Regions from separate parts of the Homo sapiens genome. Here all the other regions are linked to region 2. A link is an interaction called in ENCODE POLR2A ChIA-PET data of the cell type or tissue named here. Cell type or tissue: MCF 10A. All regions are shown on one strand. Region 1 overlaps ERRFI1-DT (ERRFI1 divergent transcript). Region 2 overlaps ERRFI1 (ERBB receptor feedback inhibitor 1). Region 3 overlaps LINC01714 (long intergenic non-protein coding RNA 1714). Region 4 overlaps LOC107984915 (a long non-coding RNA gene). Region 5 has its middle 4.5 kb from the start of LINC01714.

What was found. ChIA-PET counts read pairs that join two places held together with the same protein. Peaks named below come from ENCODE experiments on the same cell type or tissue, not always from the same donor. Only the 100,000 strongest peaks of a DNase experiment are listed, where the experiment ranks them.
Region 1: POLR2A ChIA-PET joins it to region 2 with 26 read pairs; 11 of 35 experiments call an interaction of 5 or more read pairs at or near these places.
Region 3: POLR2A ChIA-PET joins it to region 2 with 27 read pairs; 12 of 35 experiments call an interaction of 5 or more read pairs at or near these places.
Region 4: POLR2A ChIA-PET joins it to region 2 with 13 read pairs; 12 of 35 experiments call an interaction of 5 or more read pairs at or near these places.
Region 5: POLR2A ChIA-PET joins it to region 2 with 28 read pairs; 14 of 35 experiments call an interaction of 5 or more read pairs at or near these places.

What each region holds. Positions count from the first base shown.
Region 1 is chr1:8,075,542-8,079,541 of GRCh38, forward strand. The region is part of intron 2 of ERRFI1-DT (ERRFI1 divergent transcript); the gene reads left to right. Among named protein-coding and RNA genes, the nearest start is that of ERRFI1-DT, 51 kb to the left of the region's middle. In MCF 10A, no CTCF peak of the experiment used is centred here; DNase peaks (open chromatin) are centred at 1,830 and 2,810.
Region 2 is chr1:8,013,310-8,017,309 of GRCh38, forward strand. ERRFI1 (ERBB receptor feedback inhibitor 1) reads right to left here. Exons shown (of 4, transcript NM_018948.4): 2 at 2,186-2,383; 3 at 1,999-2,075; 4 at 1-1,087. The coding sequence starts at 2,310. Among named protein-coding and RNA genes, the nearest start is that of ERRFI1, 11 kb to the right of the region's middle. In MCF 10A, a CTCF peak has its summit at 1,855 (motif pointing right); DNase peaks (open chromatin) are centred at 1,872 and 2,702.
Region 3 is chr1:8,209,995-8,213,994 of GRCh38, forward strand. LINC01714 (long intergenic non-protein coding RNA 1714) reads left to right here. Exons shown (of 4, transcript NR_125998.1): 2 at 493-601. Among named protein-coding and RNA genes, the nearest start is that of LINC01714, 3.3 kb to the left of the region's middle. RefSeq lists enhancers at 1,298-2,497, 1,975-2,269. In MCF 10A, no CTCF peak of the experiment used is centred here; a DNase peak (open chromatin) is centred at 2,127.
Region 4 is chr1:8,132,249-8,136,248 of GRCh38, forward strand. The region is part of intron 2 of LOC107984915 (a long non-coding RNA gene); the gene reads right to left. Among named protein-coding and RNA genes, the nearest start is that of LINC01714, 74 kb to the right of the region's middle. In MCF 10A, no CTCF peak of the experiment used is centred here; DNase peaks (open chromatin) are centred at 1,153, 1,623 and 1,953.
Region 5 is chr1:8,202,161-8,206,160 of GRCh38, forward strand. No RefSeq gene overlaps it. Among named protein-coding and RNA genes, the nearest start is that of LINC01714, 4.5 kb to the right of the region's middle. In MCF 10A, no CTCF peak of the experiment used is centred here; DNase peaks (open chromatin) are centred at 181, 591 and 2,481.

The sequences.
Region 1 (4,000 bases), 62 kb after region 2:
CTCCTAAAGTGCTAGGATTGCAGACATGAGCCACCGCGCCCGGCCGAGGCATGCATTCTTCTGAAGGCTGGTTTACTCTGATCCTACAAGGTTGTAGCTGGAATCTGGGTGGTTTCCTAAGAGAACTGACAGTTCCCTGGTGAAGCTATTCATGGCTCTCTTGAAACCAAGAGAAGGGTGTAGGAGCAAAGGGAATTTCCTTTCCCCATTTTTGAAGGTTTGCTCATTTGAGTCTACAAAACGAACTCTCAATAGAGGGCTAACAGGACAAAGGCACACACATTTATTCTGTGCACATGCACAGGGAGCCACACAAATATGAGACTCAAAGAAGGGCCAGATGACTGCAGTTTTTATACCCTACAGAGAGGACTAGATGCCTGGAGCTCCAGGTGGGAGGTGGTGACACGTCACGGGGGCCGCCAGGAGGAAAGGCATGGGTGAGCAAAGGCTGTCTTGTTATGCAGATGAGTCTTGCACACATCATCCCTGGAAAGAATGGCTGGTAGCCTATGGTAAAAGTTCCTCTATCAGAACTTTAGTCTCCTTTTCCTGTGAGTTCACCTTTCCTGAATCTGGATAAGGAGATAGAGAGATTGATACAGGTGTTAAAAAGAAATTACTTAGGCAGATAGTGAGGGTAAGAGAGTCCTCAGTCCTTTTAATAAAAAGCAGCCCACAAATAATTTCTTTTCTAATACAAAGCAGCCTGAAAAATCAAGCTGCAAACATAGACAAGCAAGCTGGAAGCTTGCATAGGTAAATGCCAGCAGCTGTGCCAATAGAAAAGGGCTTCCTGGAAGCCAGGTATGTTCAACACAGAGGCTCTCTCCCCTTTCCTTTGTTGCCACGTGTGTAGTAAAGAAGCAGGCTACATGGTGCTGGCCAGATAGAGACCCCACCTGCATGATAAGAGACTAGGGGCTGGGCGTGGTGGCTCATACCTATAATCTCAGTAGTTTGGGAGGCTGAAGCGGGTGGATTACCTGAGTTCAGGAGTTCGAGACCAGCCTGGCCAAAATGGTGAAACTCTGTCTCTACTAAAAATACAGAATTAGCTGGGCATGGTGGTGCATGCCTGTAATCCCAGCAACTCGGGAGGCTGAGGCAGAAGAATCACTTGAACCTGGGAGGCAGAGGTTGCAGTGAGCCAAGATCATGCCACTGAATTCCAGCCTGGGTGACAGAGCAAGACTCTGTCTCAAAAAAAAAAAAAAAAAAGAGAGATTAGGGTGGGGTGGCCAGCTTCTTTGCATGCTATGTGAATGGCTCACCTGGTCCCACCAATCCTTTGTGCCCTGTGTAAATCAGACACCACCTTCTCAAGTTCATCTATAAAACCAACTGCATCTCACCACGAACTGGGAGATCCACTCGGAACCCCTTCCCTCTGCACGAGGGAAGGCGGAGGTTGCAGTGAGCCGAGATCGTGCCATTGCACTCTAGCCTGGGCGATAGAGCAAGACTCCGTCTCAAAAAAGAAAAAAGAAAAATATGCTAAAATGACGTTTTAAAAGTTGCTTGTCCACTCATATATTTTTGTCAAGCTTTGTGTTACGAAACAGAGTCAAAGCCTAGTATCATTTTTAGCAGGGGTTGGGGGAGGGGGTGGGAAGTGATAAGTGAGACTGGAGGGAAGGCCAAAGGATTTGAAGGACAGAAAAGCACATATCCTTCCTAGACCTCCCCTGGCTCCAGGATGGAAAATGACTTGGCAGGGGCCCTTTTTGTGCAGGCCAGAAGGGAATTTATTTCCCAGCTGTTCTGTTGTATTTTCCTTGTTAGTCTTTGCTCCCACGGTCTAAGAGCAAATACCGGATCTTAGCGCCTACAGTACTGGTCAAGAGCTGCCACTTCAGTCAGTGTGACTCACAGCTGTCCGTGAACCACCTACTGTAACAGCTGGCTAGACACCACAGCCCTGCGGCCCTGCAGCCCAGCCACGTCTTTTTAGCTTCACCTCGACGGCCTTGCTCTTGACCTGAAATCACCATCACCTTAATGGGCTAGAAAAGGTGGGGTTTAGAGGTAGATACTTTTATTCATTTTTCTTAAATTGTATTTCTCAATTGCCACTCAAGGATCTTGGAAGATGTATTTAATCTCAACATCAAATTAGAGTTCTAGGAGACCAAGGCAATTGAATATGTCATTGGACAAAACTCCACTTCATATCCTTTGGTGTGTAAATGATTCATTCCTTGAAGAAGAAAGGTTCTGGTTAATTTGCGGCTTCGTTATGATTTGCTGCTTTTTTGTGATAAGGATGAGGGGAACTGCCTTTAGAAAAACTGGTTCCGTGGTAGGATCATGGTAGGATGACCTCTGGCCTCTCTCCCTGGGCTCTCTGCTGTAGCTTTCTTCCTCTCTAAGGCTTATTCCTGAAGCTTCACTAGAGACAGGTAAAATACAGTTCCTGCCCTCCGGAAGTTTCCAAATCAGCTGTGGATATAGATTACTGTAGGAGAATCATAAAATCACAGGAGTACAAATAAAATGCAGTTTCAGAGAAAGTACACATTACTTTTTGCCTCAGCTTGTACTGTAACATTAGCCTGTGTCTTTATCAGCCTAGAGCTTTACTTTGTTTTATTATTTTAAAAAAGAAAATCGTTCTGCTGGACTGGAAATACCTTGACGCCAGAGGCCATGTTATTTTTATCTTTTGATCTCCTCTCTATTCTAGTACATTCAGGCTCCACACAGGACACAGCACACATAATACTGCCTGGTAAGCATTTGCTGACATCACTGAATTGGGGAAGGTGTTGTTGAAAAGGTAGAACTTGAGCTCTGTTTTTAAATAGAGAGGGGCAGTTGGCGGTGACACACTCCCCATCTATGAGTCATTTGTTCTGGGCCGCAAGGAAGAATTTGAAAACTCAGAACAGAAGGGGAAAGAATGGCAGGTTGGTAGAATGACTAGAACAGAGCTGGGTGTTAGTTTGACAGAATATGAGGTCGGAGAGGAGGCCAACCAGCCTGGTTGCTGTTCTGGAGAATAATTGGGATATTACCGTGGCTAGATGCAGGAGGAGGGCCTTCCTGGGGTTGGAATGTTTGTGGAATGAATAGCATTTCTTTCCCTCTCTATTTCATCCTGAGGACACCGTCAGCTTCTTCACTGGTCCCTTAGCACATTTCATCCGTTCCTGGTGGTGGGAAGGTTGGAGCAGGGTGAGAGGGGAGCTGTTCAAATGATTTCCTTGTTCCTTTCTTCAACGTGTGTCAGTGTTATTAATTATTTTGTTCTGGAATTGGTTTGTTCTCAGGAAAGATGTTGAGTGCATTTTGAAAAACTATGTGAAAATTAGATTGAGCAAATAAAGTTTTTCCATTGTGGGAAGGATCCTGGATGACTTTATAGAGGTTCCATGGTTGAATAAGATGACCTCTTTAAAAGCAGCTACCGAGCTCGGGGCAACAGCTCAAGCTAGAGACAGTGTAAAAACAGCAACTTTGGGGAAATAAATAAGTTTCTTTGTTGACAGTGCTTGTGAGACATCTAGGAAGAGAGAGCAAATTTGCATGGGAAATCAGGCCTTGAGCTCAAGAGACGTCAGCGCAGAAATGAAGATTTAGCAGACAAAGGTGGCAGCTTAAAGGGGGTGATGGTTGAGAGGCGCAGGCTGCAGTGAGCCAAGATCGTGCCACTGCACCAGCCTGGGTGATGGTGCAAGTCAGTTAGGTCCTTCACTAGACTCTGCTGTGGCCTAGGTGACTGGTGTCCAGGGCTCCATAACCACCAGCAATTAGAAGCAGCTGGGCCCAGTGGCTCATGCCTATAATCCCAGCACTTTGGGAGGGTGAGGTGGGTGGATCACCTGAGGTCGGGACTTTGAGACCAGCCTGGCCGACATGGTGAAACCCCATCTCTACTAAAAATACAAAAATTAGCCGGGTGTAGTGGTGTGCACCTGTAATCCCAGCTACTTGGGAGGCTGAGGCACGAGAATCGCTTGAACTCAAGAGATGGAGGTTCTAATGAGTAAACATCGCA
Region 2 (4,000 bases):
CAGTCAGCAGGTAATGGCTGGATTTGGGCGCCTCCATTTGTTTCTTCTGCTTCCCTAAAAAATTTTTCATATTTGTCCAGGTATGGTGGTCGTTCAGGTAGTAGGTAATAATGTGTTGAACTAACCTTCTTCCCATTTTCAATAATGGGCAGAATGCAAGGAACCTTACTGGCAGATCCTTCGCTGTTCTGTCTTTGCAGTGCTTTGCTGCTGACATACTTGGGATCAGGGGCAAAGCTCTGTGTCGGGGGCATGACCCCATTGAGGTAAGACGGAAGGCTTTTGGGACTCGGTGTGCGCGAGTTACTCGGTGACAAAGGTTCTCTTGGCGGTACTTTGGGAGGCCTGTCTTCATCACTATAGGTGCTCGAAGTAACTTCTGCTGACCATCTTCTATAATCTGGCTTTACTGGTCTAGGAGGTATGGGAACTCTGGGGGGAACCTCAGGTTTGTCTTCATCGGAGTTAGGAGAAGCTCTGTGTATACAACAGTTGGATATCCTTATGGCTGGCTTGTTAAAGGAGCCAGCTGGTCCCGAATGAGACCTTCTTAATCTTCGGTGGGTCTGAGGTGGAGGAGGATTTGGATCTGGGACACCTCCATTTTGGTCAGACACATAGCTGAGATCTGCTGCAGAAACAGCTGGGGTATCAAAATATGCATAGTTGATTTGTCCACACCCACGGAAGCTTCGCCTGCCAGGAACATCATATTTGAAATCAGAAAGTGTAGAGTCTTCTAAAAGGAAGTCTGTATCTGAGCTAGTTAGGAATTCCACCTCACAGTCTGTGTCATCCAGAGAGAGGGCTTCAGAGATTGGCAACGGTGGAAGAGGCCTAGAACCCCGTTCACAAAGAGGGGCACAGGGGAAAAGGGAAGGGGAGTTTTTTATGGGTGTCAGTGGAGGGGTGGAAGCACAAACCCCATTCACTGTGAGTTTCTTAAAACCACATACAACTTGATCCTCTTCATGTGGTCCCAAGTTTTCACTTGGGGGAATAAGAAGAGGGGGCAAGCTGGACTTTTGAGATGGACCATTTTCTGCAAAGCAGTGGCCATTCATCGGAGCAGATTTGGAAGCATGCCCTGGAATGAACGAGAGATATTAATAAAAGATCAACAATCCTCTCTCCACCTGTGTGAGGGAGAGAGCACCCCAGCTACCTATGCTTCCACAGCTTTCTTCCTGAGTGAAACACTTGACTGCTGTCACCCCGAGAACACCCATGCAACCACCACAGGTGTAATTAGAGAGCAGAAGATTCTTAACGCACATGGTGTGGTTCAAAGAACAAACTATCTCCTCTATCTCCCTTGGACATGTGCACAGCGCACACCCACACATCACAGGCAAGTTTTGTGACGTGTGTAAAATTCGCGGAAGATGAATAGCATATAATTTACATGAATACCATACTGTACCAGCCTTGCCATTTAAGACATGCGACCATACTAGGCACGTAGGGTACCAATGAGATAAGACAAAGTCCTTATTGCTGGCACATCATAATATTGTGAGTGAATGGACTTGCCTGCAATGTGTTCAGTTCACACACAGCTCTTGACAAAGATCCAAGGAACAGAATATTCACATTAAAAATACTATTTTTTAAGTTTTGAGGAACATTTATACTATTTTCATCTATTACTGTCAAACATGCATTCGATACTAGTAAGAAAGGTGGGAAATCTCGCCTAAGGTTTCATGAAGTAAAGTATGCATCAGAGCTGGAATGAGAACTAATTCTTGATTTTAGAAGATCCCACGTCCATGAACAGTCCTACTTAGCAATCAGTGACTCAGAATGAAGGCAGTCGAGTACAATAGCTTGAGAAAAACACAGTTATCTTCTGAATCTGTTGCCACTAGGGGTCAGGCTGTTGTTGGAAATAGTTCAGGTTTCCTCATTTAAAAAATAATGCTGGAGGACAAGCTAACCCGAATCCAGACTGTTCTTCTCAAATGCTTACTGTGATCAGATTTTCAGAATACATACCAAGTGGTATTAGGCGCTCCTGAGCAGAAGAGTTCAGACTGTAGGCCATGGTTATCGGGTCAATATTTAAAAAGTTGCTGAAAGGAGAGGAAGCTACTTTGGTCATAAGCGAAGAGCAATCACAGCCTCTCCCATTTTAGTGTCACATATTTATCCAGATTACAGCAGCATTACATCCTCTACTTACTTTTTAAACTCACTGCGACTGCTCCAGTAGGTCTTCCTCATATTCCCCATGGCTCGGCCATTATGTAGAAATCCAGTTTTTAATGGGACTCTGATCTCCTGAGCAGCAACTCCTGCTATTGACATTGTGCCTTATTCTGGGACATCTCCAAACCTGTGAGGCCCAGGCACTTTAAAATCAACCAGTAGCTTTCATTCCCTGGGAGGTAGAAGAGATGAGAGAATAAAGAAAACAATTCAGAAATACCTCCATTAGGACAGTCTAAATTACAGCAAAGCTAACAGAGGATTTGGGGGATGCTGAATAGAAAAAATTAGTTGTAGACTTTCACTTAATTCTCACAGCTCGTGAGGGTACTTATATGTAAACACTAAAAATGATTTTTTGTGTAAATGCTAATCCAAAAGACATGAAATGTTTTAGTGAAATGAGAAATAATCTATTGCCAGCAAAAGCAGACCTCCTACTGCACAGCCTGAGAGTTGCACAACAAATCACACTCACTTGGCAATGCACACAGACCCTCCCCTGACTTATTAAACCAGCCTTCTAAGTTACGGCTGCACTGGGCATGAAGCACCAGTGGATCCTGCTTATTTTTCCCAAGCTAAAAAAGTAATTTCAGAAGCCACTGTATTTTATGCTGTAGAACTAATACTCACTAAAACACAATGCTGAAACTAAGCAAGAGTTTCTACAGTATTGGCACCTGACTACCCCAGGGTCTAGCATTTATCTGGATTTTGTATTTCAGGGTTGGCCATGGGGAGACAAATTCTCCAGTTACTACTTGTTCAAGGAACAAACAGTAATATATGAAGATACTAATTTCCATTATCCTGTAAAAATCAAGTTCTGCAAGATTACTGGCTTCAGTAAAAGCCTGGGACAGCTTCCTCCCTCCCTTTTAAAGACAAGTTAAAGGTACATTCTTTACATCCTCCTTTGTGAAACACCCAGTAACTCATATCTTGCTTAGCTGCAAGGCATGGATAACAAAATAAGTACATTTTTCTTAAATTAGTAGTTCCTCAACTTCAGGACCGCCAATCCCCTTTGTCAGATGTTACAGGTCTGGAGTCCCTATAGCCCCCTTTTCACTTTCCTTTTTTATTATTCGTTATGTGTTAGTCAGCATCAATCTCTGCTGTCTTCAGATAGCCAAGTTTATTTATAAGTTTAGGTTTTTTTCCTTAGGCACCAGGATATTATTTGTCAACTATTGTGTAACACTGACCCCTTTTGGGGGCACGTACATATACACTCTTTAACACGATCTCATTCTCTCACTAAATATTAGTAAGGGATCAGTGCAAATAATATCTGCACAGCTGAGTGCTGGGCACTGTGCAAAGGCTGGGCACTGTGCAAATGTGACACATTTGCTGTGGGGGAGAGGTACACAGGTTTTTTTTTTTGTTTTTTTTTTTGCTCAGCAACTTCAAATCTATTATTTACAAATCTGTCACCTCCTACTAGACTAAGCTCAGGACAGAGGCTGTGTCTCAATCACCTTTTAACAATCAGTACCTGGAACATTAGTAGGTGCTCAGTAAGTGAATGTTTGCTGAATGAATGATTGTATAATACCATCTAATTATCATAATCAGTATCAACTCAATATACACATTGTGTAAGGCACAGGGTTTTTTTTTTTAAAGCTAAAAACTTTTAAAAAATACTCTGCAAGTGTTTATTATTATTTTCCCATTAGAAAGGAACACAGTGATAAGTAATGTTCTACAGGTTCAAGATTTCAGTAACAAAGTAGAGAAGGGAGATCCAATGACTGGTTCTCTGCATTTTACCCTTCCA
Region 3 (4,000 bases), 200 kb after region 2:
CTATCTCAGTTGTATCTGGAAGAATTCTCAGGTTAGAGGGTGAAAAATATCTTTTTTATCCTTTCTCTTTTTATTTTTATTTTTATTTGAGCTAAGGTCTTCACCTAGGTCTGTCACCCAGGCTGGAGTGCAGTGGTGACATCACGGCTCAATGCAGCCTTGACCTCCTGGGCTCAGGTGGTCCCCCCACCTCAGCCTCCTCGGTAGCTGGGACTACAGGTGCACACCACCACACTCAGCTAATTTTTATATTTTTTGTAGAGATGGGGTTTCACTTTATTGCTCAGATTGGTCTCGAACCCCCCAGGCTCAGCAATCTGCCCGCCTCCGCCTCCCAAAGGGCTGAGATTACAAGTGTGAGCCACCGTGCCCGACCAATGTCATTTCTTAACGTTGATTTCCCCCTTAAGATGGGCACTGTGCCGAGAGATGTGGGAAAGAGTCTGCAAGCAGCCCCTTCCCCCGTCATCTGAATCTTTCATTTGTAAATAGGAGGATTTATGTGGAATCTGGCTTTTCTGATAGCATCGACGTTCCTTCCCGTGCCTTCTGAGTCTGTTTCTCTTAATTTGACTGTGGTCTCTGCTCTTCGCTGGACTCAGTAAGTATCTCACGCTCAGTTTTGGTGGAGGTCATGGATTTAACCCTTAGAGAAACCGTGGGGCAAGACTCAAGCTCATGAAGCCATGAGACGGCGAACCCCACATGTGAAGGCACCAGCTGGTAGTGAATATTCCCTGGGGAGGCGACCTTGGTGTTAATTCATTTATCAAGAATCATGAGGCCGGGCGCGGTGGCTCACACCTGTAATCCCAGCGCTCTGGGAGGCTGAAGTGGGCAGATCACAAGGTCAGGAGTTCGAGACCAACCTGGCCAACATGGTGAGGCTCCTTTCTCTACTAAAAATACAAAAAGTAGTCAGGCATGGTGGCAAGAGCCTGTAGTTCCAGCTACTCGGAAGGCTGAGGCAGGAGAATGGCGTGAACCCGGGAGGCGGAGGCAGTGAACCGAGATCACGCTACTGCACTCCAGCCAGGCCAACAGAGCGAGACTCCATCTCAAAAAAAAAAGAATCATGGCATCCAGCACCCTTCTAGGCACTTCACAAAACCATGCAGTTATTTTGTCCTGACCACAACCCTGAGGCAGGTGCTGTTATCATTCCTGGTCTTCGGATGCAAAGAGTGAAGCCCGGAGGGAGAGACTGCATACCAGGCTCCGATTCTGACTCCCAGAAAATGGGGAGCTTGGAGCCAGCCCAGGTGGAGCAGCCTCGGGTGCTCCACTCCACTGCCTCGTGATCACCTGCAAGGGCTTTATGCACCCAGCACCCAGCACCCAGCACCCACGCAGGCGGTGCAGGGAGCAGGTCTCTTTACCAATTTAGTTGCCACATCCCCAAAAAGCATTGAGTCCTGGAGCAGAGATCGTTTCAGCGATAGTGAGTTTGGGAGATGCTGAGATCGACTCTTGATGGGTCGTGGAGCTACCAGGCTCCTCTGCCTGGGGAGGAACAGGTGGCTACCCTCTGGAACATCCCAGCTACTCAGGAAGGCTGAGGCAGGAGAATCGCTTGAACCCAGGAGGCAGAGGTTGCGGTAAGCTGAGATCATGCCACTGCACTTCAGCCTGGGCAACAAGAGCGAAACTCGGTCTCAAAAAAAAAAAAAAAGGAAGGGAGGAGTGATATTAAAAGAGCCCGTTCTAAGGACAAAGGCCCCCACTTGCGCAAAGCTAATTATCAGAACCATGGCTAGAAAACTCGCAGAGTTTGGGCAGGCCACCTCCACCCTCATTTCCTCCCCTAAGTACCCCTCTACAGACATCTGCTACCTAAGAACACACGAACACAATGTGGACCTACGGCCCTGTTATTCCAGCTTGGAAAAAAAAAAATCACACCAGGTTGACTCGGTTGGGCTCTGCACCCCAAATGCCATAGCGGCCTCCGGGGGAGGCGGGGAGCGCTGTGTTGGCCCCTCACGCTCGCTGGACTTTCTGCCAGCCTGCCCTCTTTAGCGCTGGTCGGGCTCTGTGGTGGATATGTCGAAAGTTAGGGGAACATTGAGTCATCTCCTCCCTTTCAGCTGCGGCATATTTCTGGGAATGCGAAGCACATTTGAGCGACGTGACATTCCTTACCTCGCGGCAGCAAGGCAACTGCCCACTTCCTTTCGAGTCATGTTGCATCATCTTTCAGAACAGGACTAAACAAATAGTCTCGATACATGGCTTTAGGAAAGAAAAGCAAGTGTGCACGTTTGAACCCCACCCTCTCCGTGTGCTAGGGCACGATTCTCCTGCCCCCGAGGGAGAGAGGGCACACACCGTTGTGGTTAGTCTCCTGCCTTTCCACAGATAAGAACCACGTATATGTGTTCTATGCGCATCTCATAATCACAAAAAAGAGGCATGTGACATTCAATATAGGTGTGTTTCCTAACACATGTGTCAGAGGCGTCTATGGCTACGTCAGTTCTAGTGATGGGCATTGCAGTTTTTAAAATTCCTTGTCCTTGTCATCTTGGAATAAGTCACAGGAAAGGTAAATGATCTGTGTAAACCCTTTGGCCTGTGGATCAACTTTTATACATCTAAACCTGGGAAAAAATGTTATTTATTAGCAAGAGAGTGAACAAACATTTCAAGCTTGCAGAGGGAAGCTGGGGGTGCAGAGAGGATGCAAAAGTGAACAGAACGGGCATCTGTTCTCAAGAGGCTGCAGGGTCATGGTGGAGACAGAGCCCTGTGGAGCAGGATGCGTGGGCAGTGGACAGTGCACCAAGTGTTTGCTCAGGGGAGCGGGACCCAGAGGGGACCTGGAAATACAAGCTCCAGGAGGGATGTCTGAGCCCGGCGGGGGCTGCTGGGATAATAAGAAACAGTCTCCGTGCAGGTGGTGGGCACTCACAAAGAGGGATGGGAAAGTGCTGAGCACAGCTCCATCTCAGGCTGGAAACGGACTCTGCATCCAGAGCCACGGGGCCTGTGGAAGCCATGCTGGGGCTGGGACACCTCTAGGTGTTCAATGGTAGGGGGACTGTAGCCATCTAAGTCTTGAGCAGAGAGTGACCTGCTGCAGATATGCCTTGGGAAAGTCATCCTGGTGACACACTGAAATTTGTCCTGGGAAAGATTGAAGGTGGGGACATGTTAGGAGGCCATGTCAGTGCTGCAAACAGGGCTGCAATGACAGCCAGGGCTAGAGCAAGCGAGATGGGGATCACACAGCAGTGGTGCAATCGCAGTTGTGTGTGTGGAGCACTGACCCTCTGATTGCACGGTGCTGCACACTTACGCGAGCCGTCTCATTTCGCCATCAGAACCGCAGCCCTACGTGGCAGGTCAGCTATCACTCCATCTTACAGATGAAGAAACTGAGGCTCAGGGAACAGAGATAGCTGTTCACTGTCACACACTGTGTAAGCAACAGGGCCAGGACAAAAAGGGAGGTCTGTCTGATTCCATTCTCTCCCTTTAGAGTGAAATAACAGAACTGCTTGAAACCCAGTTAACTGTGGAGGGAGAGGGAGGTATTCTGGTGGCTTCTGTCGGGAGGCCTCAGAGAACAGATGACGTGACTAAGATGGGGGCAGGCAGGTGGGGGAGGAGGAACTTGTAGCTAGGCTGAGTGGGACCAGGTGAAAATCTGACACCAACAAAACACCACTGGTGGTACTGATGGTCTAGGATTGGAGCTATAGACCCGAGGTTCCTATAAAAGACTGAGGCTAGGAGTGTCCCTTTGCTACAAAAGGAAGATGTTTGTACGTATTGCTGGAGTAAGAAAGCAAGGCGCAAACAACGTCATAGAAGAGTGCCCTGAGAGTTCGTCACATTCCAGGCACTGGCTAAATGCCATGCATCTTGTGACAGCCTTTGACGTGGTGCTACCGTCATCTTCAGTTTATAGATGAGAAAACGGACACTCAGAAACATTAAGTAACTTGTCCAAGGCCATGGGGTTAGTAAGAGGTGAATCTGGGACTCGAGTTGAAGT
Region 4 (4,000 bases), 120 kb after region 2:
TGGGCAACATGGTAAGACCCCATCTCTACAAAATATACAAAAATTAGCCAGGTATGGTGGCACACGCCTGCAGTGCCAGCTACTCGGAAGACTGAGGTGGGAGGATAGCTTGAGCTTAAGAGGCGGAGGTTGCAATGAGCCAAGATAGAACCACTGCACTCTGTCTGGATGACAGAGCGAGACCCTGTCTCAAAAAAATGAAATAAAATAAAAGAGCAAAAAAAAAAAAAAAAAAAAACAGGTTAACAGGAGACAAAGCACACAATTTTTATAAACATTTACATGCATAAGAGTTTAAAAAAAAAAAGTGAAACTCAAAGAAGTGGTTAGGCTCAGGAATTTATACCATTTTAACAAAGAAAGGCAGGTTTGAGCTTGGAGAGACAACGGATCGTAGGAAAGTGACTAAGAAGCGTATGGGGACGAATGGGGAGTCAGGCGTTATTTCAGTAAGGGTCTCTTCATGTAGACTCATCTTGGAGCCAACCGCCTCTGGGGATGAGTGCTCTTCTCGTCCTCTGATGGGGGTGCAGGGACACCTTTACGGGGGAAATTGATGCCTGGCTTTCAGGCAGTGAAGGGGAGGGCAGAGAACTGTACTTGCTTGTCGATTCTCAAGTGCCTCCAGCTCAGAATAATCCTTAACGCCAAAGTGTGGTGGCACGCGCCTGCAGTCCCAGCTCCTTGGAAGGCTAAGGTGGGAGGATAGCTTGAGCTTAAAAGGTGGAGGTTGCAATGAGCATCCTATCTTTTAAAATTTTCTTTTAAATTCATTTTAATTTTTTAAATTAAAAATTTTTTTTATTTTTAATATTTATTATATAGAGATGGGATCTCACTGTGTTGCCCAGGCTGGTCTCGAACTCCTGGACTCAAGTGATCTGCCCACCTCAGCTTCTCAAAGTGCTGAGAGCCACTGCACCCGGCCTGGGGATGGCGTATTCTGAGTCCCTTCTCAGGGAAAACCATCAGCAAGTGAACATCACAGAGGGCTCTGTGTCTCTACTCCCCCCTCCCCCCGCCACCCCTGCCATTTTATTGGACTTGACTGTGGGACAAGGAGGTGTGGGAACCTGGGCCAGTCTGCCTTGAGGGTGACTGAGCTGGCACCCCTCTAGGGTTCGGCATTTTGCATATCTCCTCTTCCACGCCCTGGAGTCTCCATCCTCCTCCCTCTCTCTTGCCCTGGGCACCCGCACCTCCCCACAGATCATCTGCATTTCTGACTTCCTCCCTCTGTTCTCCTCCTGAGACTGGGTGCCAGGATCAGCTTTTGCATCTTTTAAAACCATATGCAGTATTTTCCCTCAAAGTTTGTTTCTCTAACGGGTTCACAGTTTTTCTGATTTACTGACTACACACTTTTATGAACACCGATCATTTATTTTTTCCAATACAAAATATTTTCTTCTGCTTAATATTTTCCATATAATATCTCCCTACTTTGAAAAACTTTTAAATAACCTCTTAAAAAAAAAAAGGAGTATGACTCAGAAGCCTTAAAAGCTGTGGCCACCAGCTGAGATCCTAAAATGACCCAACTGTGGAGCAGGGATAGAGTGAAATAAAATAAACCCCTTTCCAAGAAGCTCAGCCCTGGAGAAGAACATTTGTGAACAGAACTGTGGGCCTGTTGCCATTCTCCACCCTTCTGTTTGGGTTGGCCCCCATCCTACACGGTCATCTTCTCTCCTAACCAAAACAATGGCTGAGCTCATGGAGATTTTTACATTTTTCCTAAAAAGAAGTTTTATATCTCAATTAATATTTAAAATTCCAAGTTAGAAGGTACCTTTGGAAAAGTACATTCTTAGGTCAGAAACCCTGTCCTCTGAACACCACTTAAAATAACTCAACAGCCTGCACGAATCTGAGAATTCCAAGGTCATAGGTTTTTTTTAGCCTTGTTTGTAAGAACAACAAGACCAGCTCACACATGTCCAAGCGTATTACTCACAGTTAAAAGTAATAGTAAGATTTAATTGGTTTTCTTTTTTCTTCTGTGGTGTGTGTCTATTCATCAGCCTCTTGCCGCTCTAAGTTTTTCCTCCCTCCCTTAACCCACATCCTCAAGAAGAATTGAAGAATTTTCCAGTTATGCAATTTTGCCTGCAACTTTGCCTAGTGCTAGTCTGGAGTGGAGGAGGGGGTGGGGGATCTTCAGGTTCTGTTCCATTTCCTTAGCTCCCCCGACTCCGTAATTTGAAATCATGAACATTTTCGAACATACCAGAAACAGAGCAAATAGAACAATGAGCCCATCTTCCAACTCTAACAATCGTTACCATTTTTCAATGTTGTTTTGTTTAGTCTCCACGCTCCAGCCTCTTTCGTTTTGAAGTATTTTAAGCAAACCCTAGAAATAACATAATTTCACCCATAAATGCTTCAGTGTGTACCTACCACAGAGAATGTCTTGCCCCCAGTGTAATGCAATACTGCGATGAAGCTAATGCAATGAACAAAAACCCTTTAATAAGAACTGCTCCAGCCAGAGTGGACCCCAGGCAAGCATCTGGAGGCTGGCTCAGGGCCGTTGCTGGTCAGCAGAGTTGGTGGTCGGGGAGAAGTGGATGGGGACAGGAGAGTGGGGACAAGCTGGACTTCGTTGATACCTGTGTGTGTGTCTGTCATGCATCAAGTCTAAGAACTTTGGAGAGTCACGGCTGATGCTTCACGCAGCCTCCCGAATCCCACGACAGTGCCTCTTTGGGCCACCTCTTCACCCAGAACTCCACAGAGAAAGGGATGTGGAGGAATCTAGCTCCAGCTTCACCACAATGACGTGGTCCAAGCCACCACCACCCTTTCAGGCCCTGTCTGCTTTCCCATTTCCCTGCTTTCTCAATCATGGATTTTTACTGTTGGTTTGTACAGATTCGGAAACAAACAAAACACCAAGGTTGCCGCTGACTGTTCCGTCTCTTTTAATCTGCCACACTTCCTGCTCCATCTTTTCCCATGACATTGTTTCTTGATGTACCTGGGCCGTTTGCCCTGCAGAAATTCCCCATATCCGAATCTGGCCAGTTCTATGCTCCTGGTATAATGGTGGTTGGCTCTCGAGGCTTGATAAGGTTCAAGGTTTTGTTTTTGCTGTTTTGTTTTGTTAGCTTTTTGTTTTGTTTGTTTTGAGACAGGGTCTCGCTCTATTGCCCAGGCTGAAGTGCAGTGGCATGGTCTTAGCTCACTACAACCTCTGCCTCCTGGGGTCAGGTGGTCCTCCCGCCTAAGCTACCTGAGTAGCTGAGATTACAGGATTGCGCCAACATGCCCAGTTCATTTTTGTAGTTTTTTTTAGAGACGGGGTTTCACCATGTTGGCCAGGCTGCTCTCCAGCTCTTCAGCTCAAGTGATCAGCCCTCCTTGGCTTCCCAAAGTGCTGGGACCACTGCGCCCAGCCTGAGGTTCTTAGTTTTTTAACTCCCTTTGGGTTCCAAGTCTTGTCCAGGTCATAGGTGGCTGGGAGAAGCCAGGGAACAGTCAGTGGGCTACCTGGACTTTACTGAGCTTCCTTAACCACTGTGTGTGAATTGTCCCAGGTAGGGAAACTGCATAAATTCCATTGTTACAATTGGCTCTGTATCCACCTTGGAAATAGCTAGCTCAGTGTTTCTTCTTTCGGCTTGATGAATCTTCCACGCCTGGTAGTGCCTGTCTCACTTTAGATACCAACTGTAGTGTTTCAGTTGGATGAATGTCCAGTGGGAAGGAACCACATCTCTCCCCACCCTGTACGACAACTCTAGGTTCTCTGTTTAACAAAGGACATGGAAACTTATGGAAGTGGGACCCCTCTCACCAGGGTGGAAGCAGATGAAACACATTTCAGTGTAGCTTCTAGAGACCCACGGTGGCCTCTCCATGGATTCCCTAATGCGGCCGATTAACATTGTCCATGCGTTTTGCTATGTCCTTTAGCTTGTTTAGCCTGGTCTTATTGTCACAGTTCAAGAAGAACTTGCTCTAGCAATCTGTGACTTTTGTTCAAGATAATTTT
Region 5 (4,000 bases), 190 kb after region 2:
TATCAAATCCATCTTGTTCTCTGCATTTTTCTTATAACACAGAGTATGCCCCAGTGTTGAATAACCATGCCGGGGACAGCAGGAAAGGGACTCACGGGTTGTGAATTTACATGTGACGTCAGAAAGGCTCTGTAGACAGGAGGCGGGATGTGCGCCTGGCCAGCACCCCCCACCCCGCCTCCATGCGCAGTGATTACAGGCTGGATGGCACGTAGTGAGCCAGGCGAGGTCACCTTTGCACAAGCGGAGTGACTTTTCCCCCAATCTCATACCAGTCTGGCAGCATGTATGAAAAGAACGGTGAGAGAAGCTGTTTTATGCATTTCTAAAGGAAGCAGAGAAGTAAGAGCTTGGTATTTTTCAAATGGAACTCAAAGGTCTTTGCAGCCTGGGCTCGGCACTGGGCTGAGAGCCGTCAGAGGAGCTGCTGCAGGGGTGGCTGCCATTCCTCAACCCGATTCTATCGTTATTATTTACATTCTATGTCTTCTCTTTCAAGATTATTTTTTTGACATTTGCCTTCTGGCAGAGCTGGGACCAATGAGTGGGAGGTGGATTTTGGCGGAACACAGGAGGAATTCTCTTAGTCAGAGCCATCCAAAAATGGAAAGACCTGACTCAGAAGACAGCGTGTCCCCTGCCTGCATAAGGTCCTGGTGAGGTCCTGTCAAGGGTGCTCTGCCCTGTGCTTTGACAGGTGTGTGCGGAGATGAAAGGTAAATAGCCATTCTTGAGCGTGTCCTCTGTGCCAGACACTGTTTTAGGTACTTTTACGTGAACTAACACATTTAACCTACAAACAACCCTATGAGACAGGAACTATTATTGCCTATTATTACCCTCGTCTTACAGATGAGGAAACTGAGGCACAAAGAAGTTTAGTAACCCGCCCAGGTCACAGGGCTGGTATTCTAGGGAGGCAGGACTCAGCCCCAGGTGGCCTAGTGGCCTTGCTCCTACCTTGACCACCAGTGAAGTTGATCCTCTCATCAGCTGACCGGGCACAGTGACCAGCTGTTCTGTGCTAAAAGGAGTTTAGAAGGCAGCTGACTCAGCCCAAAATGTGGGGTTAGAAGTCAAGAAGGCTTTTAGACAGGGAACATCAGTCAACGAGTAACAGAGGCTAGGCTTGAACTCTCTGAAAGGAAGCCTGGGGGTGCCTGGCACACATCCCGTCCCGCCGCAGGCGCAGGTGGAACCAGGGAGTTTGGGGCCCGCCACTCCTGGGCTCAGCATGCAGTTAGCTCCGCACCCCCTTGCACCCCAGGTCTACGAGTTGGCTTTTTGCTTAGTTCATTCAAGTGAGTCTCCGACTTCTCCTCCAGTTTCAGGAATCTGTCCCAGATTTCTCCCTGGGCTGAGTTCTTGCCTTGGTCACCTGCCCAGGACTGCAGTTTCTCTGATACCACCTCAGGGGAGGGGCAGGACCTAGACCCTCAGAATCTGGCCTTGAAGCCTGGATACATCTGGGGAGCTGCTCACGCTTCTCAGCTGCATTTGCCTTGGTTGAGGATGGGAAGAAGATGCCTCCTTCCAAAGATTGCCGTGAAGATGGCGATGCGATAATGTGAAATCGCTGTGCGCGCGGCTGGACTCTATCAATCATGGTTGTCTTCCCACCTTTGCCACAGACTGAAGGTCCCTTCCTGAGCTCAGCCTGTTGGCATTCAGTCCCTGGGGCTGAACCTGGGCGAGCCAGGTGCCTCCTGCAAAAAGAGACAGTTCAACAAAGTGCAAGGAGGAAAGCTCTTCTGTACCACCATGCCCTGTGGAGGGTACCGTGTGCAAGGACTATCAGAGAGGTTCAGGACTGCCCTTCGGTTGAGCTCAGTGACTCTTTGTTCTTTGTTTTGTTTTGTTTAGTTTTTTGAGACAGGGTCTCACTCTTGCCCAGGCTACAGTGCAGTGGTGTGATCTCGGCTCACTGCAACCTCTGCCTCCCAGGTTCAAGCCATTCTCCTGTCTCAGTCTCCTGAGTAGCTGGGATTACAGGCATGCGCTACAACACTTGGCTAATTTTTGTATTTTTAGTAGAGACGGGGTTTCGCCATATTGACCAGGCTGGTCTCGAACTCCTGACCTCAGGTGATCCGCCCACCTCGGCCTCCCAAAGTGCTGGGATTACAGGCATGAGCCACCAGGCCTGGCCTCAGCGACTCTTTGAACCAGCGTCTGAGTCAGGAAACAAGGGTACCACTAGGCTCCAGGACCTGCTCTGTCTGTAAAATGAGAAGCAACTAGAATATCCCTAAAACTCCTCTTAGCTATAAAATGTTCTGATTCATGACCAAGGGAAGAAAGAAAATGTGTATGTAACCAAATAAAAATACTTTCTGATGTGAGCCAAGGAAGGGGACAGAAGTATTTGGCTTCCTCATTCAGCCCCACCCTATAGAAAGTTCTGGCTCTGGCATGAAGACACACTGGTCTGGTTTCCTCTCGCTTTTATTTCACAAGAGCCCCCAAATATGACATTTACGAATGCTCTGATAGTAGATCCTATTCAGGTGATTGGCCTGGAGGCTGAAACTTTACACAACAGCTTCCCCTGGGGCCTGGCAATCTTAAGGATTGGTGAAACTTTCAGCTAAGAGTAAAGAGCTTCTCACGTGGTTCTCATGGTGATGTTTTCCTTGCAACGGTTCTATAAAATGGGTTAAAATAATTTTTATGATCTTGCACTTGGGAAAACCAATAGACACAAAGGTTTAGTTATTTTTCCACAATGTGTGAATATGGGAAAAGTGGAAGAAGTTTTGATCCCAGAATTGGCTAGCTCCTTCTCAACAAGCAAACCCTGGGATCTTTTCCAATCACATCTTTGATGAGAAGAAAGTGGCTTCTTGCTCTCCAACAAATATTTGCCCCCAGATTCCTGCACCTACTGTACAATTAGAGAAAATTCCTGAGGGCTGAAGTCGAAGCTTCTGTCTTCTGTCTTCCTGTCAAGGTATCTTGGACCTCTGGCCAAACACTCAGATTAAAAGAGGAAATATCTTCATGGCTAATTTCTTTTTTTTTTTTTTTTTTTGACATGGAGTCTCACTCTACCACCAAGGCGGGAGTGCAGTGGTGTGATCTCAGCTCACTGCGACCTCCACCTCCGGGGTTCAAGCGATTCTCCTGCCTCAGCCTTTCGAGTAGCTGGGATTACAGGCGCCCGCCACCACGCCCGGCTAATTTTGTGTATTTTTAGTAGAGACGGGGTTTCACCGTGTTAGCCAGGATGGTCTCAATCTCCTGACCTCGTGATCCACCCACCTCGGCCTCCCAAAGTGCTGGGATTACAGACGTGAACCACTGTGCCCAGACTTTTTTTTTTTTGAGACAGACTCTCACTCCTGTCGCCCAGGCTGGAGTGTATTGGCGTGATCTCAGCTCACTGCAACCTCTGCCTCTGGGGTTCAAGTGATTCTCCTGCCTCGCCCTCCCAAGTAGCTGGGATTACAGGTGCACACCGCCAAACCCAGCTAATTTTTTTTGTATTTTAGTAGTGATGGGGGTGCATTTTACTGTGTTGCCCAGGTTGGTCGCGAACTCCTGAGCTCAGGCTATCGGCCAGCCTCAGCCTCCCAAAGTGCTGGCATTACAGGCGTGAGCCACCACACCCAGCTGACATTCTGAAACAGAATTTCTGAAATCCCAACTCTTCTCTACCCTAAAAGACAGTTCTGCCCAGTGGGGCCCAGTGAGTCGTCTCAGAGCATTGGGTCCTGGTATGAAACGAGACAAAGCAGCCTCTGTCACACCCTTACCATGAAGGATCGTTCATCCGATTGGAGGGCAACAGAGGGAAATGTTGACATCCTCAATTTCATCAGAATCCTTTTCCAAAGACACAAATAAGACGTCTTAAATATGGAAAATATGCATCATGATGTTGAAATCTCACAACTAAACATCATTTCCGGTCCTGTGTGTTTACTAAGTTTATATTCCCAATTTTAAAACTACCGATCAATTCTTTTTTTTTTTTTAGATGGAGTCTCACTCTGTCGTG